Regions from separate parts of the Mus musculus genome. Here region 2 is linked to region 1. Evidence: chromatin loops called from intact Hi-C (ENCODE). Cell type or tissue: heart. All regions are shown on one strand. Links, peaks and the distances in the headings refer to the core of each region. The heading gives the core; the rest is flanking DNA.

Region 1 (15,172 bases), core at 4,100-12,099:
TTCTGATGGTTGCTCTGTCCACACAGGTGGTTCTACATTGTGGTGGTGCCCATTGACCGTGTGGGCGGGAACTTGCTGGCACCAAGATGGAACACACCAGAGGAGTTGGAGCTGGACGAGGTGCCTAGGGGAAGTTCAGTACTGAGGGCAGCCACGTGGTGGGCAGTGGCCATCTTTCCCTGAGTGTTGCCCCAGGAGTCCAAATCTGGCTGTCAGCCGCTCTCTCTCTCTCTGGGGAGAGGACCTCTGAGGAGTATCCCCAGGAGAATTTTTAAAACTCCGGAAGGGCCTACAGGGACTTCCCTGGAGGTATTTGGTAAGAATCCCATGGTATAGGAGTCACTAGAGACATTTCTGCAGCTCTCAGTGTGGACCTCAGAGATGCCTGTGGTGTAGAGCTTTAAGCCTAAGTTCTCCTGAACAGATGAAATCACCTCTTTCCTCCTCACAGCTCATGTCAAAACTGCTTTCTCTGATTAGGATAAGGTTATTCATGTGGCCCTTCCTTATAGGCTACAAGGAGGGTCTCGCTGTGATGTCAGAAGTATCCTGTAATGGCTATGGCCAGGCCAGGCCCATGAGGGTCCCCAGGAAGAGGGAACCTCTATATCTGCCTCAGTAGCTAATGCCCCAGGGGAGGAGGCTCCCAGGCCTTGTGTGACTCTGTGCTCTCCTCTGCCAGCTTCTGGAGGCCATCGAGCAGGGCGAGGAGAAACAGCGGAGGCGCCGGCGCCAAGCAGAGCGGCTGAAGCCTTATGTGGCGGCCCAAGTGGATGTGCTCCCTGACACCTTCACCCTGGGGGACAAGAAGAGCTACCGCGGCTTCTACAACCGGCCCCTGTCTCCGGATCTGAGTTACCAGTGCTTCGTTCTCGCCTCCCTCAAGGAACCCATGGACCAGGTTGGCCTGAGCTGGCATGACTTTCAGAACCCCAAGACCCCAGGCTTAATCTAAGACCAGGCCAGCTTCAGACCTTAGGAGACCCCGGGTCTGCATTATCCTGAGACTCCAGCATCCTAGGACTAGGACACCCCTGAGGACCTATACTGGATATCCCATGACACTAGGCCTCAGGGTGTGAAGATCAGACCTAACATGGCTTCAGTAACCCTGCTGACCTGTCACATGTCGGTCTCACTGGTCTCGGTGCCCTCCCTGGGTTTGATGGATGAGGGTGGGGCTTTCTTGCTGTGCTGTGCTCATAGCCTTTGCTGTTGCTTCCTTCCCTGGACCCCAGAAGCGCTACGCCTCCAGCCCCTACTCGGACGAGATTGTAGTCCAGGTGACGCCAGCACAGCAGCAGGAGGAGCCCGAGATGCTGTGGGTGACAGGCCCTGTCCTGGCGGTCATTCTCATCATACTCATTGTCATCGCCATCCTCCTGTTCAAGAGGTGAGTGCCGCGCCTGGTTCTGGGGGACAGAACCTGCCTCCTGCCTCGCTGGTACCCTCTGGTGCAGTGTTAAGTGCCCAGATGGACGGAAACAGCGGGTCTGTGTGTGTGTGTGCACTCGGCTGTGCAGGTCCGCCTTTATGAAGAAGGGCTGAGGTGAACTGTGCGTGTCCCGAGGCGTGTCTGTCTGTGTCTATATGTGTGAGTCTGTCATCTTCAGTTTGAAGGAGCCACAGCTTCCTGGTGTCCTGCTGTAAGCACTTTTCTTCTGCCACCGAGTGACAGGCTCTGTAACGGCTATCACCAGCCCAGGCCCTCCTCTCCTCCTTAGGCCCACAAGAGGTCCAGGCTGAGTTGCAGACCTACATCCCCATGAGAATTACACAACAGACATTTACTAAAGACCCATCATAGACGTGGCTGTCAACACTTACCTGTCTTGGGTAGTTGTCGCACCTGTCCTTGGAGGTGCCCTGCTATCCTGTCAGCTTCCAAGCTGCTTCCAATTATTTTACTTGGTCTTGGTCATTCCCAATATATATATATTTTTTTCCTCCTAATATTTTTAAGATGAGGTCTCACTGTATAGCCTTGGCTTCCCTACCGTGTAGTCCAGGGTGGCTTCAGACTCAGAGACCTGCCTGCTTCTGTCTCCCAGGCTACTCTAGAAACTGAGGTAGAAGGATCCAGGCCTAACTTATCTAAAAGCTATCTCAAAAAAAAAAAAAAAGTTTTGTTTTTTGTTTTTGAGTCAGGGTTTCTCTGTGTAGGAACTAACTCTGTAGACCAGGCTGGCCTCGAACTTAGGAATCTGCCTGCCTCTGCCTCCCAAGTGCTGGGATTAAAGGCATGTGCCACCACTGCCCAGCTTGTTTTGTTTTTTAAGGTGAGGTTCTTTGGCTCGGTGTGGAGTGCCTGCCTTTGCATGTACAAAGTTCTGGATCCAATCGCCAGTAGCACAAAAACTTAAAAAGTTTTTTTAAAAAGCCTAACCTTTGAGCCTGACAGTTGAAATGCCTGGTTAAATGTGTCTTTAGCATTTCCCTTGACATCATTACACCAAATAAATACGGTCCCTTGGCCCCTGGCTCCTGCTCTGCAGCAGTGCCCCCCCCCCACACACACACACAGCCCCAGTGCCCCCTCACCTGGCAGCTGTTCATACCATGTTCTTACTTCTAGTCTCTGGTGCTTCAGAGACCCCTGGCTCCTGGTCCCATCTTTATACAGCCCCTCATCTACCCCAGAGTGCCCCACTGGATATGTGCTGAGCCCCCAGCAGCTAGCACATGGCTAGCTGTTGAACATGTCCTGTGCTATGTGTGATGTGTCACCTCATGGAGGTACCCACTTCCCTGTCGTTATCCTGCCCTCATCTGGACCCCATAATCCATCCTGGCAAGTTCCCTCCTTCCTCTTGCGGTCACAGACCTATAGGTGTCACTAAACAGTGTCCCTCCACCCACTTACCCTCACCATCCCCACTCAGGTTCTGATGTGTGTACATGGAGGTGAACTCCCTGAGGTTGTCCTATGGGTACCTTATAAGAGTCCCATGGTTCCCTTGTCATGTGAGGGCTGAGTGCTTAGCAGCAACAATGACCATTCCTTTCTTCTGTCCTTGCCTGTCTCTCGGGACCTAGTAAACAAGAAAGGTAGGAGTCGTTCCTTCTCTCTGTACACGCCTCCCCCTCTACTTATCCCTGTGCACATCTTGGGCCTGCAGGAAGGGGTGGAGCTCTGACCAAACCCTCTTAGCCTGTGGCTTTAATCAGCAACCTGCCTGCTCAGCACAGGAGGCTTCTCCAGTTCTGGATGGATCCTCATGGGCACGAGGGGGCAGTCTCGATCACATTCAATGTCAGTCCAACTCTGTCCCTTCCGCAGAAGATGCTCCCCACTGGAGCTGTGCACGCTGCAGCCCCCATTGCTTCCCTGAGTCCACAGAGCTCTCCAGAACCCTCCTTAGGTTCCCATTTCTCCATCCTAATTCCTACGAGAGGCCACCTCTGCACTCGGCAGAGCAGCAAGGAAAGGTGTCGTGATGCAGACACGTGCGGGCATATTTCCAAGTTCTCCCCGGACACTCCTGTGCAGGGGCTGCACGTGGTCCCCAGTAGTCTGTCTGACCCTGTCCTTTTTAGATGGGCAAGGTGACACCAGTGAGAGAGGACTCTGTCTGGCTAGGGCCCTGCTGTTCCTGCCCCTCCCCTGCTACTCTGGACATTGGCCCTGAGAGCCAGGCAGCTGGGACCCAGGCCCTCGTGATGGCGTTTGTGTGTTCTGTGTACCAGTGCATGTTTTCTCGTGGTGGTTTCTGCTGCATCAGCTGGGGTCGAGTTAAGGACAGCAGCCACTGCCCAGCGGTGACCTGCCTCCTGTCCAGAGGAACCACCAGCCTCTCTGGCCTCCCTCCCTCGCTGCACTGCTCCTGGGCCCACTCCACACCTGCCGTCTCCCTGCCCTGTCCCTACCCTGTGTTCTCTCATGTTGACGCTGCTCTCCCCCTGGCTCACACCCAGAGATCCCAGGATAAGGTGGGGTGGTGGGAAGACATCTGGGGCCGTGGGAGCTGCCTCTGTTCCCAGTTTTCACTAGCCTCTTCTTGTTTCTTTAGGAAGAGAACACACTCCCCATCATCAAAGGATGAGCAGTCAATCGGGCTGAAGGACTCCCTGTTGGCCCACTCTTCTGACCCTGTGGAGATGCGAAGGCTTAACTACCAGACCCCAGGTAGGGTTGATCCCTCGGCCTCTTGGCCTCCAGCTCAGTCCCACAGGTTGTCAAAAGACCTTAGTGCACGCTCACTTCTGGCTGCTTCTCTTCCTTTTTTGTTCCGTTTGAATTGACATGATGGGACTTCATGATGGATGGGGGCATCCATATTGAACAGGTGGACAGGCTAGGAGACTTCTAGAGACAACAGAGGTCCCTGTGTGTCTCCAGTCTCTGAATAGATGGACTGTAAGAGACCTCTTGAAGCCCTCAGCTCTGGCACAAGTGGTCAGTCTCAATATCTGCCCTCTGGCCCTTAACAACAAACACACACACACACACACACACACACACACACACACACACACACACACACACACACACACACACACCAGGCTGTGTTAGAAGTGAGAAGCTGTAGCAGACAGAATGGTAGGTGAGGGGCTCATACCTGGCCCTTGATGAAGGCTATTTCAGGTTCACTGTGCAAGGGTGTAGGGTTCCTGCTCCAGGCTCAATACCTGTCCCTTCCCCTGAGCTGCTCTCATGTGACTTCGAACTGTTCCTTCCACCTGGAATATCACTCCTTCCCTACACCCCAGAGGTGTCTCTCAGAGAGCGACAGTCTCTAGCTGTAGCTCCAGGACCTGGCTGGCTCAACCCGTCCTTGTGTTTATCGTGTGGTAGATTCTCGCTGGATGCTTGAGCACACAACAAAGGAATGAGTGAATGAAGTCATGTGTGCACACTGAGGGCTTATGTTTGTGTGAGGTGGTTATCACTGCGCATCAAATTACCCCTAACCTTCAAGGCTTAAAACAACAGTAATTATGTCTTCTCTCTCACAGTTGTTATGAGTCAGGAATTGGGACAGGGCACGGTAGGATACCCAGCCAGGGTAGGCCTTCAGCCGGAAGATTTGAAAGCTGGGAACTAGAATCTTATAAAGTGGGGCTGGCAAATTATGGCCTGGAGCCAAATACAGCTCACTGTCTGCTTTATAAATAAAATTTGCCCAGCACACCACCACACCCATTCATTTCTGGGGACATTTGCACTACAAAGGTCAGTTGACAACTAGAAGGTGGAAGAGAACCCTGGGTGTCTGCAAGCCTTTAGCACTGGTTTTCTGGCCTTTGGTAGTGAACTTTGCCAACCCTAGGGTGGTTTGTTCCGGTGGGAGGTAGTTGGCAGACGAGCTAGCCTCTTTGTGTAGCCTGGACTTCCTTATAGCATGGCGACTGAGTTCCAAAGACACGTGTCTTGAGAAAGTGTTCCGTGTGGACCCAGCGGGCTGTTGTAACCAGTGCGTGAATCTGTGGTTAGAGGAGGCTGCTCTCAGAGGGTGCCTCACTTTGTGGGCACCAGACAGAAAGTTGGGTTGGAGGTGGTTCTAAGTGGAAGCACAGTGTGTATACATCAAGTTAAACCCCTGAAGGGTATTTCTGCAGCATTGGAGCCAAGAAGTGACCGTGACCGGCAGGCTGAGCAGCTTAGACTTCATCCTGACTGACCAAGGGAGTCATTGAAGGTCTTCATCAGAGGAGCAGCAGAGCTGGCTGCTTCTGTGGAGAGCGGGCGGGCCCTGGGGAAGACATCAGGCAGTTAAGTGGTAGGAAAGGGAGGCAGGAGAAGAACAGAGTCTGGGAAGCTGAAGGTGGTAAGGCAGGTGAGCTGAGCTCACACAAGGATGCAAAGCCAGTTCTGTGTCTGCTGCCATAGAGGATATCCAAGTGGCAGTAGGCCTTTGTGTCTGGACTTTGTGCTGACCTCAGGCCGGGAGCCACCAGTGTGAATGGTACCAAGGATCAGGTAGTGGTCAAAGCTCAGAATGGGCAGACTCTCCCGGGACGAGCAGGAAGGGAGAAGGGAACAGGCCGCAGGATGGTGGTGTTATAGGGGAGCATGCAGGCAGAGGTGTGGGCAGAAAGGTTCCCTGTCTCAGGTGCTGGCGTAGTGTGGCACTGAGAGGGTAGGGCCCATAGCTGTGTTGAGGTATAGGACCCAAGCCTTCAGGCAGAAGTATTTCCATGGGTTGAAAAGCAGCAAAAGGGAATGCAGAACGCTTTTCCATATCAGTGTGTGAAGGATGTCATGGGCACATGACATCCCTGAGAAGGGAGGAACTTGAGATTTTAAAAGATTTTTCATTTCCGGTATGGAGACCATCTGAAAATGGCCAAGGTCAGATTTTGAGGGGGTGAGGGCTGGGCTGGAGTGACTTTATTATAGGGTCTCAAGAGGCCACTCAGACCTATGTTGCTTGGAAGCTCTCTCTTTGGGGGAGGGGGACTGTCTGTTACTGGAAGGCACGTGAGCTGACCCACTCTTTCTGTCTGTGCCCCTTCCTCTTGCCCTTCACCTACAGTCCCTTCAGTGTCGAACCGCAGAACCAGGTGACCAGAAAGAGGGTTCCTGAGCTCTGCTCCTGTCCCATTGTTTTCTTTTGGTTTGTTTTCTCTGCAGGTTCCAGTGCCCCCAGTTGCCCGAATATCTCAAGTTAGTTTTCAAAGTTCCCACATTGGTTTGGGGACACTTTGGCTTCAGTGTGTCTCCACTCTTCTACTTCCTCACGTCTCCCCACTTTCTCCTTGCCCTTTTCCCCTTGCCTTTATCCCTTCCCTCCCCTTCCGGCGTCTCCCTTCTCTCTGTCCCCTCCTGTGCTCACTGGCTTCCTCCTGTATCTGCTCTCCCACCCTCTCTCCTTGTCCCTGCCTCCTCTGGTCTCCATCCAACCCCTCTGTGTGCCTCCGTCCTGATCCCTTGCCTGTCTTTGTATCTTCCTCCCCATCTCTGCTTCTCTCTCTCCCTACTTCTATGCCACTCTGCCATTGTCTTTGCGCTCCATGACCATTCCACCCACACACTTGGTGCCCGGGGTGACAGGGTCACCAAATCTCTGAGGTGACTGGCGTCAATGAGGGGTCGGGGTAAGGGGGTGTCTGTCTCAGACAGGTGTGGTAAGAGCCCAGCTTCCACCCTGTTCCTGAGCTCGAAGCCCCGTCTTAGTGGGAAGAAGCCCCTTGCTCCTCTTAGGCAGGCCTGGCAGGCAGAGAGCCCTGTTGTCCCGTGCAGCACCAGGTCATCTGGACATGCTTCTGTGTGCTCACAGTACACACACCTCCATCTCTGGCCTCCCCTGATGCCCAGCCACTGTGTGTTCTCCATTCCTGTTGCCGCCGCCGCATGTGCTGTTGTTTCCATGCCACCAGTGCTGAGTACTTCATGATCACACATGTTCACACATGCCTTGGGCTGTCTCTACCACCCTGACCAGAACTCACACTAATGCCACCCATGTGTCTGCCCCACCTCCCCCAGGTATGCGAGACCACCCGCCCATCCCCATCACTGACCTGGCAGACAATATTGAGCGCCTCAAAGCCAACGATGGGCTCAAGTTCTCCCAGGAGTATGAGGTGAGACACCCACCACTCCCACCGTGTGTCCTCAGTCTCTCCAAGTCTGGTTTTGTTTTGTCCTGGGTCCCACCTGAGGTCGAGGATATTGGGATGTAGGCCAGGGAGATCAATAGCAAAGTTCAGTTGGGGAACTGGCCGTCATAGGTGTTGGGCTCAGCCCACAGGCTCACCATAGCCCTCTGGTGGTCACCCTAGGACATGCTTCAGAAGGCTCTGCTAGGTGATGCCTGCAGAAGCAGACACTGATTTAGTAGCAATGGCTATAATATCTAATCTCCAACAAGAACAGGCCTGCACTTACCAGGTACGGGACAGCATCCTCTTACTCGGTCCCCCGTGGAGTGGTACTGTCACAGTCTTGTCTTACATACCAGAAACCAGACTCAAACAGAGGTGTGAGTTACCTAGAGTCAAACAGCTGAGGAGTCGTGGAGCCACCCAGACCTTGCCTGTGCTGGTTTCATGACCATCCGCACTTCAGTCTTGCATAACAATGTTACTGAGTCTCCACATGGTAACCATTGTCCGAGAAGGGTGGGAGGGTCTGTTCTCAGCCCGGCTTCCATTCCCGCTCCCACATGTGATCACACATGCATGCCGAAACACATAGCTCATAGATGGGGAGTCAGGAAGCCCTCCAAGTGTTCGCCTCACTCTGGCCTTCACCTCTGTTTGCTAGCTCAGACTTCAGGGTCAGTGACCACCTGGTTCACCCACAGCTCTTTGTCAGGGACGTTTGGGTGTTCCCAGGCCATACAGTCAGGGGAGCCTTGTTAGAAAGGAAGTGCTAAGGAGACCCCCTTTCTTTGTCTCCCTGCTGTACTGGCCGCTCTTTTGTCAGCACTTGGCATACACCTCAGAGGATGACTGATGGACAGATGATGGATAGATCTGTTCAGCTGGACCCAGGGGGTTGCTCTCTTTTAGTCAGGTGTCCACTCTTGAGTTATGTTTGGGGGATATATCCCTGGGTACCGGATTTGCCCTTCCGAGGGCACTGGGCCAGGTAGATCCTAAAGGCGACAGGCCAGGCTTCCAAAGAAGAAAACTGAGCTTGGCAGGTAGACAGATGAGCATGCCTCTGCACAGCAACAGTGTCACCTCTGCTGTGGAGGCAGAGCCTGTCAGCCGGGTGGCCTGGATTTAGCTTAACTTCTGGACAAGGAGGCCTTCCTTGTTTTTTACCAGTATTCGCCCTTGTCCTGCCCCACGCCTTGGCATCCTTCCTATAAGCCCCTGCTCACGGCCGTCACCTTACCACCTCCCCTCCATCCCTCCCATCTGAGCGTTCTTTAAAGGCCCTTCTTTGTCCTAGAAGCCACCAGATCTATTGTGGGCTTTCCCGAAACTTTCTCTTCATGGTCTGTAGGTCATTTGTCAGACTGTTGTTAGCACTTAACTGTATTCCAGTCCCTATGCTGACATGTAGAAGCAGATGGCCTTGGGACGCAGTCACTGAGAAACACAGACAGAGCAGTAATCGTTGCTGTGAGTGTGTGGTTCTGACAGCATGCACTAAAATCATATATAGCAAACACAATGGTGGGTGTGTCTGGTGGGTGGGGCCTCACAGAAGTGATGAGACAGCCTCCTTAGAGAATAAGGTGGCTGGGACCAAAACGGAGGAGACTGTGATACAGGCATCGATTCTTTCCATCCTCAAAGGAAGGACAATAACTCAAACCTCTCTTGAGTAAAAAGATGGAGAAATGCACGCAGTGGCTTAGGACCGTGCTGGGCACACCGTGAGCTCACACAGAAATGTAGCTGTTAGCATTTTTGTGTCCTGAGCCAGTCAAGAGCATGGGAGGCCTCTGAGCAGGAATTTGATACTCAGATCTGCATTTTTTTTTTTTTGAAAGACTGTTCTTGCTGAAGGACAGAGAGGGTTGGAGCAGGGCAAGAGAAGAGGCCTGGAGGTACCAAGCAGAGCTAGCTGCTGGCAGCAGCAGCAGGTTGAGAAAGGCAGAGGAAAGGAGTGTAGGGGGGTGTGGTAAGCAATGGGAGGGACCTTGGGGAGGTCCCAAGATGGACTTTAAACCTGGCTGGGCTTCCTGGGTCAGTGATTTGTGCTATCCACTGAGGGGTGGGGGGGTCACATCAGAACCTGCTTTGACAGGAAACAGATGAGCTGGCCTTTAAAGGGACTGGGGTGGAAAGAGCTGTGAAGCTTGCACATGGAGATGTCTAGGGGGCCGCAGGATAGTAGGGGCAGCTCTGAGATGTAAGCAGGAGAGTCCTGTGAATGGGGTGGCGGTGGCTAATGGGAGTGGTTCAGTCAGTGAAGATTGACTTACAAAAGGTGAAGATTGCAGCTATAGCTGTGTAAAATGGCCACTTGTAATCCAGAGTGGGGAGACAGAGACAGAAGCCACCATGGTACTACTGGCTAGCCAGCCTGGCTTACTTGGTGAACCGGGGGCCACTGAGAAGTCCTGGCTCAAAGGCAGAGGGTGTTGCTAGGGTTGTCTACCACACAAGTGCACAAACACATATGTGTACACACATGCATTTTAAGAGAGAGAGAGAAAAGAAAAACAAATCTTGTGAATGGGCTATGGATGAGACTAATTTGGTAGAGTGCTTGCCTAGAATTTGCAAAGCCCTGGATTTCCTCCAGCATCACATAAATGGGGTAGCACACACTTTAATCCCACCACTCACCCACACATAACATGGAAGTAGGAAGATGAGAGAGAACTTTGGAGCCATCCTTAATTGTATCCTATATAGTAGGTAGTAAATTCAAACCTAGCCAGGTATACATGAGACCCTATCCAAACAAGCAAACAAACAAAACATTTCCTGAGCAACGAAGTGAGAAGAGAGCCAGGGAAGAGATGTAGAGGAGCTTAGATCCTGCCTACGGGGAGGGCAGGGAACAGACAGAATAGGAAAAGCCAGAGATGGAGAAGAGAGCTGGGCAGCATGGTATGTGGACCTGTAGCCTTGGACAGTCAGTCTCCAGCACAGCCCAGGTGGCCGCATCATCATCATCATCATCATTATCTCCATCTCATTCCACTGGTTGGATGCAGGGCCTGACCCATGACCCACCTGGTCTTCATAAGCTCTACAAGGGGCTGCCATGGAAGTTTGAGTCTTCAATTTATCTCTTTCCAGACTTGGGCTGGGGAATGTAGGTGTTACTTGGCTGCAAAGCACCATGGATAGGCCTCCCACGACTTGGCCCTCACTTTCCCTGTTTCTTCCATTTCTGGCAGTCCATTGACCCTGGACAGCAGTTCACATGGGAGAATTCCAACTCGGAGGTGAACAAGCCCAAGAACCGCTATGCAAATGTCATTGCCTATGACCATTCTCGAGTCCTCCTCACCTCCATTGATGGTGAGCCCGGGGCACAGTGCCCCCTTGCCCTTTGCTGTCCTGTACCCTGCTCTCCAGAATGCTCTGAGCCCCAGGTTAACACTCTCGAATCCCTTTGCATTCCTGTAGGTGTTCCTGGGAGTGACTACATCAATGCCAACTACATTGATGGCTACCGAAAGCAGAATGCCTACATCGCCACACAGGGTCCGCTGCCCGAGACCATGGGCGATTTCTGGAGGATGGTGTGGGAACAGCGCACAGCCACAGTGGTCATGATGACCAGGCTAGAGGAGAAATCCCGGGTGAGGGGGGTGATGCTGGGTACCACCTCCTGTGAGTGTTTTCAAGGGACTCCCCAAAGGCTGTGGTTTTCCTGGAGTATTGTCTCATCCCCTAGATAGAGGGGAACTGCTGGGATGTAATGTAATGTGGTCCCCAGGTGTTTATGGGTTCCCGGGATGTTAATATGTTTTACCAAATGCTGTCGTTTTCTGGAATGTTAATATGTTCCCCAGTTTCTGGGGTGTTCCTGGGGTATTCACATGTTCCCCAGATGCCAGAGTGCTCCTGGGGTGTTCACACATCTAAGTTAATTAGTGGAAGGAGCTGCTGATGTCTGCTTTTGCACCGCGAAGCATTGACTGGAACATAAAATTTACAGAGCTTGAAAATGGGGCATAAACGTTATGGGTAAATTTGGCAGAAAATGTGCCTGGTACGATCTGGTGTTGAATAAATAATTTTCAATTATGGTCCTCCTTCAGCCAGTGAGGGCCAGGGTGGTAGCTTAGTGTGAGGAGGTTTGGAGAGGAAGAGGGAAGTGAGAATCGAGGGAGCTGGGGCCTTCCCCTTGCGTCTGCCTGTTTGAGCCTTTGGGCATCCTATAACTTTGTCCCCTGTCCTGCCCATCCCCCTCCAGGTGAAGTGTGATCAGTATTGGCCAGTCCGTGGCACTGAGACCTATGGCCTCATTCAGGTGACCCTGGTGGACACTGTGGAGTTGGCCACATACACCATGCGCACCTTTGCCCTCCATAAGGTATGTCCCTGAGTTCCCAAGCACTGGCCCATCCCTTAGGTTGTAGCCTGAGTGTGATGGGCTGGCGGAGGGCAGCTGTGGGGTCAGGGCCTGGGAGGTGTATGAGGGGTTCTCACGGCTTGTGTTAGGTGACTGTCTGCTGTGGCTTCTGAGTGTCACCTGAGAGTGGCTGGTCTGGCCCCTTCCCTGGGTGTGTGGCAAGCAAACCTCAAACCTCATCTCCGTTGACCTTTCCCAGAGTGGCTCCAGTGAGAAGCGTGAGCTGCGTCAGTTCCAGTTCATGGCCTGGCCAGACCACGGCGTTCCTGAGTACCCCACTCCCATCTTGGCCTTCCTGAGACGGGTCAAGGCCTGTAACCCACTAGATGCGGGGCCCATGGTGGTGCATTGCAGGTGAGAGTCCAGAGCCACCAGAGGGGAGGGGTGGGAGGTGAGGGGACCCCTGCCCCAAGCTCTGCTCTTCTCCTCAGTGCGGGTGTGGGGCGCACAGGCTGCTTCATCGTCATCGACGCAATGCTGGAGCGTATGAAGCACGAGAAGACGGTTGACATCTATGGCCACGTGACGTGCATGCGCTCACAAAGGAACTACATGGTGCAGACCGAGGACCAGTATGTGTTCATCCACGAGGCCCTGCTAGAGGCTGCCATGTGCGGACACACCGAGGTGCTCGCTCGGAACCTCTATGCCCACATCCAGAAGCTAGGCCAAGTGCCTCCCGGGGAGAGCGTCACGGCCATGGAACTTGAGTTCAAGGTGGGACTCCAGAGGCCTGACTTGGTCGGTCGTGGGAAGCCTGTCTGCAGCAGGCCAGGCCTGACAGAACCCTTGCTCTTCACAGTTGCTGGCCAACTCCAAGGCCCACACGTCGCGCTTTGTCAGTGCCAACCTGCCCTGCAACAAGTTCAAGAACCGCCTAGTGAACATCATGCCCTATGAGCTGACCCGAGTGTGCTTGCAACCCATCCGTGGTGTGGAGGGCTCAGACTACATCAATGCCAGCTTTCTAGATGGCTACAGGTCGGCATGCTTCTCCCTGCTGCCCCACTGTGCCCCTTCTGGTACCTTGGTCTGCTTCTGGTTGGGAGAGTTAAGAGCTAATCCAAAAGATCAGAGTGAGTTGGGGACAGAAGTGAGGGCTTCCTGGAGGAGGGCTGCTCTCTGAGGAACTAGACAATGTCAGGATAGGTGCGGGCAGCAGCACCTCCATCATGTGAAGTCTTATGTCACCCAGACAGCAGAAGGCCTACATAGCTACACAGGGGCCTCTGGCAGAGAGCACCGAGGACTTCTGGCGCATGTTATGGGAGCACAATTCCACCATCATCGTCATGCTGACCAAGCTTCGGGAGATGGGCAGGGTAAGCCCACCCCTTCTCCTGGGGCCCCTCTCATACCAGGGGGGACACCAGCTACCCTTGGGAAAGGGGAACCTCCTCCACCCTCTGCTCTCATGCCCCAGCTCCCCATCAGCATGGCCTCAGACCTCTTTACCAACACCTGAGGCACCCCTTCCCAAAGTCCTCTGAAAGGTGGCATTCTCTTCTGGCCTCCCCACCTGATCTTGGGCGGTGCCTGGTGTTCTGTCCACAGGAGAAATGTCACCAGTACTGGCCAGCAGAGCGCTCCGCTCGCTATCAGTACTTCGTTGTTGACCCGATGGCTGAGTACAACATGCCCCAGTATATTCTGCGTGAATTCAAAGTCACAGACGCCCGGGTGAGTGTCAGCCAAAGAATATGCACACAGATGTGTCCCTCGAGCTACCCGGGCACACGTGGCTCCATCTGCCCCAAGACACTGCAGGGATCTGAGTCGTGGGCGAGTTGTTTGCGTTACCTCCTAGAGTGTCCTTGAGAGTGCGTCCCTGGGTGGTTGTGCTCCTGGTTTAGAGGGCCTAGTACCTAACATCCAAACCTTCATTGTGACCCTTGACCCTCTCTCCCAGGATGGGCAGTCAAGGACAATCCGACAGTTCCAGTTTACAGACTGGCCAGAGCAAGGAGTACCCAAAACAGGTGAAGGCTTCATCGACTTCATCGGGCAGGTGCACAAGACAAAGGAGCAGTTTGGCCAGGATGGGCCCATCACGGTGCACTGCAGGTTGGGACGGCCCCCGTGGAGGGATATGGGAGGGGGGACGGTGGTCCCGAAGGCCAGGGAAGTTGATTGTGTGAAGGGAGCAGGACTCCTGACACAGCCATTCTCTGAGCAGTGCTGGTGTGGGCCGCACCGGTGTGTTCATCACCCTGAGCATTGTCCTGGAGCGCATGCGGTATGAGGGTGTGGTTGACATGTTCCAGACCGTGAAGACCCTCCGCACACAGCGCCCTGCAATGGTGCAGACAGAGGTATGCAGGCCAGAGGGAGGGACCCACGTGTCTTTGCTACAACCCACAGCTGCACCTGCAGCTGGCCCACGTGTATTTGTTCTCCTTATAGCTCTGTGGTATTGCTTGTCCCACATGGCGTGCAGGGAAGAGGAGAGGGAGCTGTGTTCATTCCGTAGCCCCTTCCTGAGCGCCAGTGTGTCATGTTGCCTTTGGGGTCAGAAGTAGACGTAGCAGTCTGTGTAAGACGGTGGGTGAGTCTGGGTACAGACAAGTGGTTTGAGTAGCAGAGGTGAACACAGGCCTGGGAGAGGCAAAAAGGAGAAATGGCCTTTCGAGACTTCAATTGGAGAGTACCTGGGTAGTTCTCGGTGTTCAGCATCTGCTCTTAGCCAACAGAGGCCATTTCTGTGGCCACTGGCTGCAGCACATGCAAACCCTTGTGTTTGGAATAGCTATTGGCTCTGTTCACACTGACCAGTCCCCCTCTTTCCTCAAAGGACCAATACCAGCTGTGCTACCGTGCGGCCCTGGAATACCTCGGCAGCTTTGATCACTATGCAACGTAACTACTGCTCCCCTCTCCTCCGACGCTCCCCCGCGGGGCTCCGGAGGGGACCCAGCTCCTCTGAGCCATACCAACCATCGTCCAGCCCTCCTGCACGGATGCTGTTGCCGGCAGAGCACAGCCCACTGGGATCACAGCATTTCGGGGAACATTGCCACACCAGTCAGAGAGCCCAGAACACCTGGGCAAGTAGGCGGACTGGCAGCCTGGCTCTGGGCCCTCGTCCACCGGGCCAAGTGGAGCCCCGCTTCAAGCTCTCTGTTCAGCTCCGCGTTCTCATGCTTCTCATGGGGTGGGAAAAGGGGGCAAAGCCCCCACTTTTTATACACTAGGCGGGGTAGACTGCGGGGTCCTAGCCTCTTCCTCCGACTTTGC
Region 2 (15,172 bases), core at 3,603-11,602, 58 kb before region 1:
TTAGAAGATGAACAGCTCACAGCTCTTCCGCCCCATGTGCAGCTTGTCGCTTAAGCCCTGGCCGAGCACACTGTAGAACCCGGGATGTCCCTTCTTATGCCCATGGCCATGTTTGGTCTCCAGTCTCCTGGGAGCCAGGGTCCTGGCCTGAAGAGGAGGTGAGGGAGGCTAGAGGAACAGGTGGTATTTGGAGACTAATTCATATTTGTGAATAATAACCCATGCCCACAGGAAACAAATCAACCTGTGTTTGCATATTCATGAGGGGGCCTTTAGAATGATCCCAGCTGTTTTCCATCCGGGAATCCCTGGGTCCTGGCGTCACATGGTCTCTTGGGGGTCCTCTTTGGCCCTGGCAGGGATAGCTAGGGTGGATCTCATGGAAGTGACACACATTTTCCATGAGACACATACATGACTCCTGTGGCTTGGTGTTGTGCCTGCTGATCCCTCTTTCCTCAGAGCAGTGGTTCCCAGGATCTTTGGTTTCACACACAGTTCAGTTTCCAAGAGTGCTTAGGGCCAGACAGGGGGTTAGCAGGTTTTTTTGTTTTTGTTTTTTTTTTTTTGTTTTTTTTTGCCAAGTAAGGACATTATTAAAAAAAGAAAAAAAAACAACTGCTATCGGCTGTCCCTATCACTTCTTCATACAAGAAAGGATATTTTAGCACCAAGGACAAAATTTGAGAATAAAGGACATTTCTTCCTAAGAAAGGGCAGTTGGCAGCTTTACAGTGGTGTAGCAAGGAAAAGAGATATATCAAAGCCATTCTGAATGTAGAAAAATTACACTCAATTATATCCTATAATATCGTATGGCACGTAATTGTTTTCCTGAACAAGTATGTCAGAACCAGCAGTCCTCGGTGCAATTCACAGATGAGCTTGAGTGTCCAAGGGTTTGGGCCTTGAGTCTATCTGAATTGTCCCGGGCACAAGCTCATCTGTCCATGCTGGTGGAGTGACTGTCTGTTCCAAGCACCGCTGTGTTGGGTGGGTGCACGAAGCCATGGCAGTCCAGCAAGGCAGACTCGTTCTGCAGGGGACCTGGAGACCAGGGTGTAGGCAGGACCAACATCTAGACTTTTAAGCCCAGGCCTGGGACTCAGGGTGCTCACCTCTCTTCTGATGAGGGAGGAGGCCCTGGAGCTGGGAGCAGCCTTGAACTGCCTGACACCAGCATAGGCTCTGTGCCCAGAGTCCAGGGGTGGGAGTTGCTGAGAAGGAGAGGCCCTGACTCGGGAGACTGTGTAGTTGCCAAAGCGGTTCCCTGTTCGTCCCTGGGGTCTTCTGGTGTTTCTAATTGTCTGTGGCCTTGCGTTCAAGGACCACTGGAAGCAGCTCTCTTTGGGGGGAGATGTCTAGATTTTTCAACTGAAAAAAGAAAAAGGTTTAACTATATCCTGTGTATGAGTGTCTGCCTGCCTGTGTGTCTGTGTACCATGTATGTGTCTGGTGCCCACAGAGGGCAGAGGAGGGCGTTGCATCCCCTGGAACTGGAGTTGGACAGTTGTGAGACGCTGTGTAGGTGCTGGGAAAACTGATGCAAGTCTTGGGGCAGCCTGTGCCTTTAACTCTGAGCCAACTCTCTGACCCCTGTTTTCACCTGGTCTGCCCATTTGCTACACCGTGGAAGTGTATACAGTGTTCTGAACACTCCCCCTGACTTACACAGGGGCTCTTGAATCCCCAAGTAAGAGCCGCCGGCCTTTGCTATGCTGGGAATTGGGCTCAGATAACGCTTGTGGCCAGATTTTCACTTACCTGTTCTGGGAGTGAGACACTATGGTGGCTTTACTGAGAGGAGCTTTGCTCCCCTTTAATAGTTAATATCCACATCCCCATCCCGTGCCTGTGACACGTCTGTGGACATCCCTGTGATGCCCTTATCAGGCAGCTGTACCCGCAGATGTCTGTACCCTCTGTGTACCCCACATGATGTGTCTGCACCTGGGAGTTAACCATGCTGTGATTGCTGTACTAAGGCAGCTACAGGGGGATTAAGGTTCCGTAATTGTACTGGGGAATTGTGCCCCACGATGACTGTGCTGTGCATTTTTGTACGGCGTAACATCTATTCTGTCTCATCCCTTTATGTCTGTACCAGGGAGATGTGTCCCCATGACACTGGTACTGAAGATTATGTCCATATGGTGTCTGTGTTGGGGGTGGGGAGCGTGCCTGGGGTACCTGAGCACACAAGTTAAACTCCAGCTTTTGTGATGTCTCACCCACGAGACCTGCCTCGACCACTCTGCCTGACTTGTGTGTGGGGTGTCACACTTCTGAGTTGTACCCGTGGTAATGGTACCAAAGCAAGAGTCCTATCTGAATACAGTGTTCCCATGGTAACCTGGCCAAGGCAGTTCACCACCTGGTGTCCTCATAGCCACACTAAGATAACCATGGTGCTGTGATGAACAAGCCCAGATAAGACTTTAACAGAATTAGAACCCCTATCCTGACATGGCAGTGTGTGGCCTCACTGTGGGCTGACCCACCTCAGCTCTGTGGTCCCTCAGAGGAACTCCCGGCCTGGAATTAGGAGTTCTGGACACTATGTCCTGTCCCTGTAGCGTTATGGCTCTTGCTGCTTATCCCTTGCTTACAGGTTGGGTAAGCGTCTAAGACAGGGAACATCTCCCCTTCCCAATGGTCACTAGCTCCTCGCTCACTTCACAGTCCCACCTGCCTTACCTTTGCCCATTCACCTCATGATCGTGGCTATCCTAAGTTCAGATAAGGGTTCAAGTCCCAGGGAGGGGCAGAGCTATGCTTGAACTCCATCCCTCTTGTTCACCTGTCCTCTCATTTTGAAAATTCTCTTAGCACTATAGGGGCCCATGGGGTCCCAAGTTGTAGTGAGAAATTTGTGAGGTTTTTGTTTTTCAAAAATACAGAAATATAATGGGAATGTTTTGTTTAAATCCCAGGTGTGGGGTAGGGAGTGGCTTCAGACTGTCCACAGCAGCTGACTATGATTTGCCTCGTGCTCTAGCAGGGGCGTGATTTTTGCCAGTGGCAGATAGCTTCTGCAATTGTATGATATTTGGAATTTGGGGGTCTTTTCAGAGAGTATTCATTCGTGGAGAGGTGGGGTGGGTTGTTGGTTGGTGGCTGTTTGTTAAGTAGTTGTGTGCAAAGAAGGAACGAGAAGAAATTAGATATCCCAACTGTGAAGATTAAACTTGCCCCAAGAAGCTCAGCACCCCATTCAGCAGGAAGCTCTCTAGTGATATTTTGCCCCCTTCTTCCTCTACCCTTTTTCTCTCTCCTATGTTTAGAGGATGAAAGGGTGGTAAGAAGGGCAGAAGAAAAAAACCCCACAAAATAGCAAAGGTCCAACTACACTAAATTGTGTCCGGTATCACTCCTCCATTAGACCCTGTTGTATTTTCAGAGCATGGCTGAAGCCTGGCCATGCACCAGTGGCCTGTATGTGGCAGTGTGAGCAGAATTGGTGGGCCCTGCTGCATGTCACCTAAGCCCCCAGACAGGCAATGTGGCACCGGAACCTTTAGAAGCTCACCCTAGGTACATAGTGTGGCCACTTCTGCATGGGTTTGCAGAGTGAGAAAGGCATGTAGACAGGAGGGTGAGCAAGGTCTGGAAGGCTTCGGTTAGCCCCAAGCACAGCCCTCCCCCATCTGCTCTGGACACCCGGAACAAGGGAAGAGGAAACATGGATGTTGACACTCAGGCTCTAGAATTCCAATCCACAGCCGCTTTATAGTTTGTCTTTGGGATAGGAAGGTGCCATGGGAATTAGGTAGGTTGAGAGTGACCAGGCAGGGCAGCTATAACTTGTAGAGAGCAGTCCTGGCGAGCCCCAACGGGTTGTGGCTTTGGCTGTGAGCCTCTGACGATGTGGAACCAACTACTGCTAAGTCTGTGTACTGGGGCTTTTCCTGAGTGTGCTGGGGTCTGGCCACTTGCTTTCTGAGGAAGAGCAACAGGATGCCCCAGGGACTAAGATGGCCCTGGACAGTGTAAAACCTGCCTGGCTGCTCTCTGTTCCTGCCTCTGCCTTGGTTTTGTTTGGGTTTTGTCCCAACCTGTATGTATCTTTGACTCCATTTCCCTGCCCTCATCCCCTTAATGGTGTGAGCCGGAAACTCACGATCTGGAATGGACCCGCCTCGTGTTAGTTTCTAACTAGCTTTCTTCCCCCTCCTGGCGCTTAGAGGATGCCCTGAAGGTCTCTGCACTCTTTCCATAGGATGGTTGACCTTCAGTGGTGAGGGAGTTTGGGTAGCCATTGCATGGTCCAGTGTGGGACTGCTGAACTGTCTGAATGGGCAGTGAGGGTGGGTGGGAGTGGGGTGGGGAAGAGCATGTGCAGTGGGGACTCAGGGGGACACTGGCTAATTGGCTCTGCCTTTCTCTCCATTACAGGTGGATTGTCTTAGGCTGTGGCTGGCTGTGGAGCTAGAACCCTGGATGGCTCCCGAGCCAGCCCCAGGGAGGAGGATGGTGCCCCTTGTGCCTGCTCTCGTGATGCTTGGTTTGATGGCAGGTGCTCATGGCGACAGTAAGTCTGACTCCTCATCATACAGATACATCATGTTGAAAATCGACTTAGCTCCTAGCAGGTCTCTAAAATGCAATACCGGACCAGGTCCCAGGAAGAAGAAACAGGATGACCATAGATAACCCACTAGTCCTCCTGCCCTAGAGACCTGCACTGGGAAAGCCCTCTTCTAAGGAGTACGTGCTCCTACTTCCTCTGAACATCCTGCTGAGCACCTGGGTATCCCTTAGGCTCTGCAGAGTGCTGCATGTCTAAGCGTGACCCTGTTATATAGAGCTGGGGAGCCGTGTCTTGGATTCATGTGATCTTTGTGTGACGTGCATAGGCATGTACTTTGTCCACATTGCAGATCTCTGTAGAAGGCCCCGAGCAGAAGGAAGCAGGGCACCAGACATGTCTGCAGAGCCAGGGAGGATTCAGAAGCAGTTGCCCATATCCTTCCCTGAGGCGGCCTGCAGTCCCTGGAAAATAGGGAAGGACTTGTCACTTGGCTTGCAGGAAGGAGAGAGGGGGCAGGGAATGAAACTGAGTCTGTGTGTTTGTGTGTTGGGGGGATGATTTGTCCCCTACTCCAATCCAACTCTGAACTTTGGTCTCTTCCCTGCTGCTGCCCTTCCCCCTGCCTGGCACTATAAGACTGGCCATAGCCCGCCCTGTCACCATGGTTACCACTGCTTGGTTACTGGTAGGAGGCGGAGCACAGGACAGGCTTAGCCAATCTGCAGACTGGGGGGAGGGGCAAGGTCGGAGCTGAGGTCCCTTGGGGGGAAGGGGCTATTCCCAGCCTGTCCTGAACCCAGAGGCAGTCCAGGGCCAACCCAGGGGTCAGACCCCAGGATAGCAGGCCATAGGGATCCCTCTATCCCCTCTGGGTCTCTAGACAAGAGCCTTGTCCCACCAGGGCTCTATCTAAATGGCTCATTAATAATTCAGGAGCCAGTCATAGAAGAGGGTGGCCCTGGAGCACCCCTCCCTTTGTCCTCAGAGGCTGGGCCCTGGATAAGGGAGAATGGGAGGGAGAGGGCCTTTCTCTGGAGAGTCTAGCCAGTGGAGTGCAGGGCTAGGGGTCTAGAAGAGAAGTCAGGTGGAAAGCCTTAGAAAGGGGTAGTGTGAAGGTGATCCTTAGCCCTGGCTGGGGCTGCAGAGGCAGCAGAGGGAAGTGATCTGGGGCCCAGCACCCTAGGTGTGTGACTGGCATTGACATGGTGAAGGACTGTTGTCACTCTTCTCAGATTGTCTCAGGGCCCTGACAGCAGGGGAGACATGCCACTGAGTTTTGAGAAACAGTGAGGCCTAGGAAAATAACTGCCTTCTCTATCTTCCCTCTGACCCAGCACACCCCAGCCTGCGCCCGTCCGTCCCACCATCCTGCCTGCCCCCTGGTTTTCTCTGTGACTGGCATTACTGTCCACCTGGTTACCAAGTCAAAAAGCTGGGCCTTCTGGCAGCTCCTCTCCCCCTTCCACACCCCCCTCTTCCCCCCGTGTGATCTGTCCCCAGGTTCTGTGGCCTCTAGCTTCTGAGTGTCTTTGGAATGCACTCTCTGCTCTCCCTGCCCCCTTCTGCCAAGCCTTCTTCAGCTTCTGCTTGAGTTTGAGTGTGCACCAGGGAACCTTCTGATGGTTCCCTGCCTCAGTCCCATTCCTCTGAACCCAGTCTCTAGTCTACAGTGGGAATTGGGTTGCGTCTCTTCGCTCCCCAACTGCCTGGAGAGTGAGCTTTAGTGTCTGACTCTCTGCTACCCTACCCTCCACCGGCCCCGCTGTGCTCTCTCCTTTCGGCTGCACAGAGCTCCGTGTCCAGGCATCCTTCATGCCTTCTGTTTGCACTCTCGCAGTCAGGTGTGATGACGTGGGCCTGTATCCCTAGCATTTGAGAGGTGGAAGCAGGAGGATTAAGAGTTCTAGGGGATCTTGGCTCTGTAGTAAGTTGAAGACAAGCCTGGGCTACGTGACTGTCTCCAAAAACAAACAAGGTGTGGAGGGGGTATGTTTTCCCTCCCTTTACATGACCAGAACTGACTCAACTGTCACTGCTTCCTGTAGCAGCAGTGTGGTCATGCCCTGGTCCTCTGCAGCCCTCATATGCTCTTGTGGCGCTTCGCCCTCAGTCTGTCTGCCCTGGCAGGCTGAGAGTTTAGACATTTCCAGCTCCGGGTCTAGAGGGGGTTGGTGAATAAGCGAAGGGGCAGGACAGTCCTGACCACCGTAGGAGTGGGGAGTGAGAGGAGCTGCTTTAGGGCAGAGTTCCAGGGTCTTCCTGCTGGCACCTTGGTCATTTGGTTACAGAGACCAGGCTGGGACTTGATGGTGGAAACCAGGTGAAGAGGCTGGGACCCTGCCTCTGCTAAGGGTGAACCCTCAGGTGCTGTGACTTGGGCACTGTCCCAGGCCAAGAGCCATCAGCTAGGGGCTGTGGTAAGCCAACCTTAGGAGTCAGGGTCTGCCCTCCTAGCCTACCTTTAAGTTACTCTCATTTTTTTTGAATCTCCCCCCATTGTGACCAGTCTTGGACTGAACTTGCAAGACTTCTCACTAGGGGCAAGCAGCCAGACACGGACAGGGCTGCTGCAGAAGGCAGGGAGGGTGCCCCCAGAGAATTGACGACCAGAGCAGTGAAGCGCAGAGCGGACAAATGTGTTTCTATAGGCCTCTTAACGAGACAAATGAATGGGGGCCCTGGCCTCAGAGGGGAGTGGAGAGAAGCAGGGGAGAGAAGCAGCTGCCAAGAGCTAGCCTGGAGGCCTAGCAGTGATGCCTAGTCAGCTCCAGTGGAAACCTGGATACGAAGGGATGCTTGCTTGCATGCACGCACCCTTCTGGAACCTCCCTCACCTCGTGTCCCCAACCCAGGATTTTATGCCTTCTTGCGAGGGAAGATATAGATGGATGTGGGCATAGAGGTGGTCTTGGTCCAGCCCTCAGGCAGAGGTTTCTGCTGACCTCATGTGGTAGGTGGTAGGAGAGAAAGAATCTGCCCAGACCCATCACAAGACAGAACCCACCGAGCTGGGCACACGTCTGTGAGCTAACAGATCAGTGGGGGCAGGTTGGGGCAGCGCTGGCACAGGCAGCAGCCTGATTATCTTGAGAGGCTTCCTGGAAAAGAGGGCCCCTGAAGATGAGTGGGCATTTGCTAACATAGAGGATTGCCCAATGAAGGAATGAGACTGGCAGAGTCATACCCCTGCCCTGGCCTTCTGAGCTTACGAGAGAGCCAGAGTCCTGAAGACAGCACAGGCCAGCGATGGGATCCCCGCCCCCAAGACCAGGTGTACGTTGGGTCCTGGTTATGACCAGGTTATTTGCAGGCATTAAAGTTGAGCAAGGTGCTTGGTAGGTGAAGGGGTCGGTGGTATGAAGCAGAGAGGCAGGAGACTGAAGAGTGTATGTGTGTGTGTGTGTGTGTGTTGCTTCTCCAAAGCCCCTATTTTGGAACATGGCAGGGCCCTCCCCCTCATGTTTATGGGTGGCCCGTCTAGACCCTGCCCTCTGGAGCTTCCGGCACAAGTGCTTTCTCTGAGCCTGTTTTCCTATTGCACAACAGGGGTAATCACTCCGACCTGTAAAGGTTAACCGAGGTCACATGGGCAAGGCACCTGGCACCTATTGAGTTCTCCCCCTGTTGCAGTGCCTCCTGGAGCCAGGATTGCCCTTGAGTGGACAGGGCTGGGGGAGGCTGCCAGGAGCAGTCACAGGAGCTCATTAAGTCCCCAGCTCATTGAGTCCTCAGCTCAGAGCCACTCAGGGCCTGGGAAATCACCTCTCCAGCAGCTCCCCTGCCCTCGTGGTCCTAAAGTGCTGTGTGTGCTTCCTCCGTGTGCAGTGCTGTTTGTGTGCCTGTGTATATGTGCTTCTCAGGGGAGGCACAAAATAGCAATCAGTCTCCCCATGGAGGAGCCTTGGAGGTGGCCCAGTTTAGCCGTCTCTGGAGTTGCATGTCTTCATGTCTCCAGGGGCTGTGCCTCCCTCTAGCCCAAGCCAGGCCCTCTCTCTGGTAACTTCCTCTCATGTACAGGGTCAGCGGTTGACATGTAAAGCATGGCCCAGGGTATCCTACTGTGAGTAGCTGCCCACGGGGTTGGGTGACACAGCAGGTAACTGTGACACAAAGCTGCTCCTTGCTTGTTCAGATGACACCTGTTTTCTGGTTCAGAAGTTTTGCTCATAGACCAACAAGATGGCTCAGCAAGTAAAGGCACTCAACCACCCATGGCGCGTACACACACACACACACACCACCACCACCACCACCACCAGCAGCAGCAGCTGATAAGGCCCAAGGCAGGGTGGCCGCAGTAGCCTGGCTTTGCCTGCCTGCCTGCCTGGCACCCCAGCTGGCAGTGGGGTGTGGGCCAGGCTTCCACAGTCTGGAAGAGGGGGCTAATAAAGGATGCAGGGTACACACAGAGGCAGGCCTGGATTGTGAGCAAGCTCAAGCTAAGTTCTCAGCAGAGTGCTTGCTTGACCTCTGGCAAGTGCATACAAATCAAGATCCTTGCTGGAATGGAAAAAGGGGGAATTTAGAGAAGCTAGCAGGAGCAAATTTGGGGAGACAGGGTAGAAACAAGATTTGACTGTGATCTCTGAAAGTCTCCTGAGGAACAACAGGAAGATCCTAGGCTAGCTAGGGCGCTGGAAGGAGGAAGAGCCAGGTGGCCCCGGGCCTCTGCGAGGGTACCCTTAGTCGGAACCAAGGCATAGAAGGCATAGAAGGAGCCTGGGACTGGAGGAGCAATGCCAGCCTGATCCTGGGCAGCACCCTGGCTCTTCTCCAGTCTCCAAGGGAGAGGAGTAGTTGTACCTCCCTGATGGCCCCAGGCCTTGGGCACAGGCCAGCCCCCACACAGCTTCCAGGTTTGTTCCTGCTGGCTGCTCCGGAGCTACCTGACTCCTGCCCAGCCTCGGCTCTTTGTTTGGCTCGGGAGGCCCCACCCCACCCCACCCCAGCACACTCCTAGTCTTTCTGGTTCTTCAGGTTCCAGCCTCTGGTTTCACTGGAGACACGTTGAGGCAGGACCTGGAGGGGCACTTATTCCCTGGGTTTCTCTCTTGCCTAGAGGGAAGGAGTACGTGAGGCCCCAGCCTTCTACACTCCTCTCACTCCTTCCTCTGTCCTCTTCTTCCTGTTCTGCACACCTGGGTGTCAGGAACTGGGTCAGACAGTGGGACAGGGCAGAAGACAGGACAGACATGGAATCTGCTCTGCCCAGGGTCATGGTCTGATTGGGAAGCAACTATTAAACACCAGAAAGGTGGGAAGGCTTTAGCTTCCTGTGCACCCCGAAACTGTGGGCAAACTGTGGGCGGCAGAGCGAGTTTGGTGGGGGTGGGGGTTAGGGAGGGATAGGGGAGAGTTTTCTGAGACGATGACGTTCAGAGGTGACTTAGGATGTTAGTGGGTAAGGGGTAGTCGAAGAGGCGCTTAGCAGAAGGTGCAGCTTACGCAAAGGCCCTGAGGCAGCATTGCTTATTCAGGGCTCTAAAGCCAGGACTCTGGGGAGCATGGTTGGGTCAGACCTGGCAGAGCTTTGTCTGCAGTGAGAGGAGCTTACTCTTTGTAAAGAGCAGTGGGAGGCCTTTGGAGAGATTTGATCAGGAGGAGGCTTGTTCTCTGGCTTCAGAATAGAGAATAGAGGAGGTGGGGTGGGGGTGACAGAGGCAGGGCCATCAGCCTGTTCAGCCAGCCAAGCCGTTTGTCCCATGGAGGGGATGCAGAGCTGGAAGCTACTGGGGTGGGGGAGGGGTTAAGAGATAACCTCAGTAGACCCTGGAGGAGGGGGCTTCCTCTCAGGCAGGTATTGGCAACAGTGATAGGCTTTGTAAATTCTACAGACTAGGAAAGATCCACACCTCTCTCCAGAGGCGGGGGTCGGGGTGGGGGTGGGAGGGTGGTAGAGGCAGAAAGGAGTTCAGAACTTTTGGGTCACCTGCATGACTTCCTGGCCCCTGCCTGCACTGGGCCCTCTGAGTTGCTCAGCCTCCCCCCCCCAGGAACAGATTGTGGTGGGTCCCGAGCTTTCTTCCTGGGGAGGACACAGGTTATTTAAAGTGAGTTTAGGATTTAGAATGTAGAGTGAACCCCAGCTCCACCCCAGAACACTGACTCATTGGTCCTTGTTCCTTCCACTGCTTGGATGTCTTTCCCTATCTCTAAAATGAGGGTGATTATGGATCCACTGACCCACAGGGCTGCTGATGTTAACAAGTGACTGCCTGCCCTGGGTGAAGGCCTGCCACTGACACATGTCCTTAAAAAAAAAACAAAAAAGACCAAAACAAAACCAAAAAAAAAAACCAGAATTGGTGCTGGAGAGCTGGCTCAGTGGTCAAGAGTGCTTGCAGCAAGTGATCTTGTAGAGACCTGGGTTTGCTTCCCAGCACCCACATCAGGCAGTTCACAGCCACCTCCAGCTCTAGAAGATCTAATGCCCCCTTCTGGCCACTGTGGGCATTGCACACATGTGGTGCACATACAGACAAGCAGGCACGTATACATAATACAGATAAAACTCCAAGAGTTTCCAAACCTTCCTCCAGTTGGCATCTCTTTCCTAGTCACAGCGTGCTGTGACAGTCACCTGTGCCTCTCCCTCACCTCGGCTACTCCTCTGCTTTTGTCTGACTTTTGCCACCACTGGCTGTTCTCTTCAACAAGGTCCCCTGCCTCCTGTGAACTTTTTGTGTCAGGTGTTTTGGACTTTGATGGGCCTACATTTGGGTCCCAAATGTGTCAGTACTCACTGGCTGTGCGACTCTGGGCATGTGACTTGGTCCTTCAGCCTAGAAAGCTGAGGCACCAGTTGTGCATGAAGTGACATAAAGTACCTGGCGCACAGTGGGCACTTTTCTGCCAGGGCCCAAACTGAGCCTGGGTTATGGGCAACAAGCAGATCCTCTGAAGGGCCAGTTCCCAAGGCACTGGCTTTCCTGCACCGTGCACTGGCTGCACTAATAGGAAACGGATCCACAGTCAGGATTAACGAGGCATTGCTACGTCTCAATGAGCCAGCTTGCTTGGGGCTGTGACCCTGGGTGGTGGGACATGGAGGGTATGGCCAGGCCTTGGCTGAGCCCCTGTCCTCCTCCTTTGGAGTAGGAACTCTGGAGCTGCCCATGCTGTGGAAAGGCAGTTGCCAAGCCGGTGGGGGCAGGGAGTTACAGGAAAGCATCCCTCTGGGAAGTCATCCAGAGCCTCTCAGGAGCTGGAATGTCCAGGCCTTTGGGGCTGTTGGAATGCAGGGGTAGGGAAGAGGAGGAGTCCCGGGGTCTGCCTAAGGCTTAGGGTAGATGGAAAGGCTCTAGGAGAGTCTGGGGCACTTCCCAGAAAGCAGTTCTCCAGTATCGTTTTTATTTTTTTGTTATTCCCGGAGCTTGGAATAACCAGGAGCCGGAGACAGACGGAGGTCGAGCCCAACTCCAGACTCTGCTCTTGACCAGCTGTGTCCCAATGAACAAATCTCTTGACCTCCGCACACCTTGATTTCTTCTCTGTAAACAGTAATTATAGCACCCACCTCCTTGGCTTCAAAGAGTTACAAGGGTTCCGCTCTTTGAACAGGGCTCGGCACTTATTAAGCACTATATAAAAGTTAGGTATTATTGTTGTTCTCTCTAAGTCTTTCTTGCCCCCTCGTCCCCAAGGCCTGCTACCTGTAGCATGGTAGCATTGACCATGCCTGGTGTGATCATGCCACTTGATTTGAGTGTCTCTGTCTCTTCCAGGCAAACCCGTCTTTGTTAAGGTCCCCGAGGACCAGACTGGGCTGTCGGGAGGGGTGGCCTCCTTCGTGTGCCAAGCCACAGGGGAACCCAAGCCTCGAATTACGTGGATGAAGAAGGGGAAGAAAGTCAGCTCCCAGCGCTTTGAGGTTCGTCCTGGACTGGCCGGGAGGGCTGGGCAGGCTTTAGAGTTGGCCTGCTCTCTGTGTGGTTCTTCTCTTGTTCCTCAAGGGTCTTTTGGGGATGTGAGGAAAACTATAGTAGATCCCCACACCCCTAACAGGCTGTGACCACGTCTGTCCTGTGACAGGTAATTGAGTTTGACGATGGAGCAGGGTCAGTGCTGCGGATCCAGCCATTACGAGTGCAGCGAGACGAAGCCATCTATGAGTGCACAGCCACGAACAGTCTCGGGGAGATCAACACAAGTGCCAAGCTGTCAGTGCTTGAAGGTATGTACCAAGAGGGACAGGCCACCGTGGCCAGGTAGACTGAGATGTGGGTGGGGCCCACCAGGACTGGCTGCCCTGGGGTGGGTGAGAGTCAGTGCTCAGCAGGCCAAGGTCTGTGTTGAAGCCAGCAGCGAGCTTGCCAGCTGTGTGATCTCCTTCCTGCTGGGTCATCGCTCCCTTGGGTCTGGGTCAGGCTGGAGGTATGGTGCTGCAGCTCTGTGGCCCTGGGGTTATGTGACGGTGGCAGTGAAGCCTGGCAGTTGCTGGCAGTGTTCTCTTGGTACCCTGATGAAGGAGCTGGAGCTGGCCTCTCCATGTGAATTTTAGTGTCTCTTCTCATCTGGTGGCTCGTTCATTCATTTAGTCATTCACAAACTTTGCTTGAACTGCCGTTAAGCCCAGAATGTCACTTGATACGTGCTACCCTCAGTCAGTGTCCAGTAAATTCTGTAAGGAACGTGGACACTTTGCTTCTAGGCCTTTGCCAAGACCCAGGGTGTAAAGGGGAGCAGAGCTTCCAGAACTCTGAGTGGTCAATTTGAGGCTTTTCAAGTGGCGGCTGGAGAGCGGAGGGGAGGGAGAGGGGGGAGGGTAATTCAGTGAGGCTGCAGGATCAGGCTGAGGAACGGGCCCTTTCTTGAGGACGTAGAAAGCCACAAATAGGGTGGGAAGTGACAGGATTAAACCTTGACCACAATGGATACATGAATCTGAATGTGCGTTTTCAAAATACCGTATTGATTGTTGCTTTCATTTTTGAATGCAATACCAATATCTGTTCACTGTTAAAGAATTGAGAAGCATAGGATAGTGTGTAGGGAGAAATAATAATCTCTTATTATCCTACCCCTAGTGCTATTAGTTATTTCTTGGTGGCCCATTTTCTATGTGTATGTTTTATATACATCTATGTATATTTGTATTAATTTATATAAACAGAATAGTGATCACACACTGTTCCATGACCTTGGGGGTTTTTTTTTTGTTTGTTTGTTTTCCAGCTAGAAGGCAAACCTAGGGCTTTTCAGACAAACTCCCTCACTGAACCTGGAGCTCACCTATTTGGCTAGCCTAGTGGCCAGCGAGCTCTAAGAATCCACCTATCTCTGCCTGCCTCCCCAGCACTAGAGTCCAGGCACTCACTTCTGTACCCAGCTTCCTCCATGGGCTCTAGGAAACACAACTCAGGTCTTCACGCTTGCTCAGCAGGTCCGTTACTGAGCCACCTCCCCAGCTCCTCCTGCTTAGGAAAAAACATAGTGTGAAGATTTTCCTTGCCATTAAATATTCTTCCACACCATTATTTTTAATGGCTGTGGTAAGCTGTCACATGGAAGCACCCTAATTTATTTAGCTGTTCCCTTTTTGTGGGGTGCATATGTTCTCAGCTTCCAGCCTTTGTAAGTACGGTGTCACACAAGTCTGTGACGATGCCGTTGCTTTGCTGGTCATTTCCTGACTCTAGGTTCGTGGAGTAGAATTGCTAAGTCAAAGGGCACATGCATTTTAAAGCCTTCAATATTGCTAGAAGATTGTATCTGTTTATATTCTTATCAGGGAGGGCATACGAGGGCCTCTTCTCTGCACATCTTCACCAGCAGTAGAAATTACCATTAAAAAAAAAAAAGCTTTGCCAAGTTAATAGGCAAAAAATGGCATCTCAATTTAATTTGCATTTCTTTGATTACAAGAGCAGTGGAACATCTTTTCACATTGGCCATTTTTATGCTTTGGCTTTATGTGTTCACACATGCATCCATTCAGTAATTCTTGCATCTGTGTGTCTCGTGTGAATCAGTGGGTTCTAATAGAGCTGTGTGCGGCCCTCCCCTGTAGACAGGAACGCTGGGCCTCATTTGTTCCAACCGGGATCCAGGACATCGTACCCACAGTCCAAGCTAGTGTGGAGCTTTCCCTGTAGCCCAGGATCTCAGAGTCCATTCTGAAGCGTAGACAACCTGAGCCGCTGCTGCTTGGTGTCACTGGGTTGTGCTAGCCCTGCTGTCCGTTCCATTTGGGGACAGGGGGCCAGACAACCAGGTCTGAGCTGAAACCACTGGCTTGGAGGTTCCTTCTGGTCATTTCTGACCTCCAATTTGTGACCCAGGAGAAAGGATTTCACCTGTTGGTGTGAGAGTCATGTACCCTGCCTTGTATTGGAGTGGAGTCTAAAAGACTAGAACTATAATCCCTATCATGGCGGGCAACCTCTGAGGCTCTCCGGCTAGGGAGTAGTCTCCTTGTGAGACTGGAGAGCTGATTCCTCTAAGACATCCCACTGCCCTGTCAACTTTACCCTTTAAAGGGTCTCTCAAGGCCCGGGGAAGAGAACTCACACTTGGCATAGGGTTGCCATTAGAAACGGCCTTCCTGGTCAAGAGTTTCTTTCCATGGATTAGAGGGTGTTCTTTCTTATGTGGTGTTGGGATGGACCCCGGTACTAGACATGGACTTTTATCCCCAGACCT

The links. Peaks named below come from ENCODE experiments on the same cell type or tissue, not always from the same donor. Only the 100,000 strongest peaks of a DNase experiment are listed, where the experiment ranks them.
Region 2: it touches region 1 in a loop (2.7-fold over the local background); 3 of 42 quality-filtered maps call a loop at or near these places.

Annotation. Positions count from the first base shown.
Region 1 is chr4:118,209,447-118,224,618 of GRCm38, reverse strand. It overlaps Ptprf (protein tyrosine phosphatase, receptor type, F), which reads left to right. Exons shown (of 33, transcript NM_011213.2): 18 at 27-120; 19 at 683-901; 20 at 1,239-1,393; 21 at 4,011-4,126; 22 at 7,430-7,527; 23 at 10,755-10,878; 24 at 10,987-11,162; 25 at 11,780-11,899; 26 at 12,138-12,292; 27 at 12,370-12,655; 28 at 12,741-12,919; 29 at 13,134-13,260; 30 at 13,493-13,618; 31 at 13,848-14,002; 2 more. The coding sequence ends at 14,798. Mir7226 (microRNA 7226) reads left to right here and starts at 14,055; the gene lies at 14,055-14,114. In heart, for the core only: a CTCF peak has its summit at 7,712 (motif pointing left); a DNase peak (open chromatin) is centred at 7,587.
Region 2 is chr4:118,266,708-118,281,879 of GRCm38, reverse strand. Ptprf (protein tyrosine phosphatase, receptor type, F) reads left to right here. Exons shown (of 33, transcript NM_011213.2): 3 at 4,396-4,531; 4 at 12,256-12,401; 5 at 12,563-12,704. The coding sequence starts at 4,441. It overlaps Gm52705 (a long non-coding RNA gene), which reads right to left. Exons shown (of 2, transcript XR_003955267.1): 2 at 14,343-15,172. Among named protein-coding and RNA genes, the nearest start is that of Gm52705, 14 kb to the right of the region's middle. In heart, for the core only: a CTCF peak has its summit at 10,976 (motif pointing left); DNase peaks (open chromatin) are centred at 5,279, 8,189 and 9,369; H3K4me3 peaks cover 1,086 bases; H3K27ac peaks cover 6,275 bases.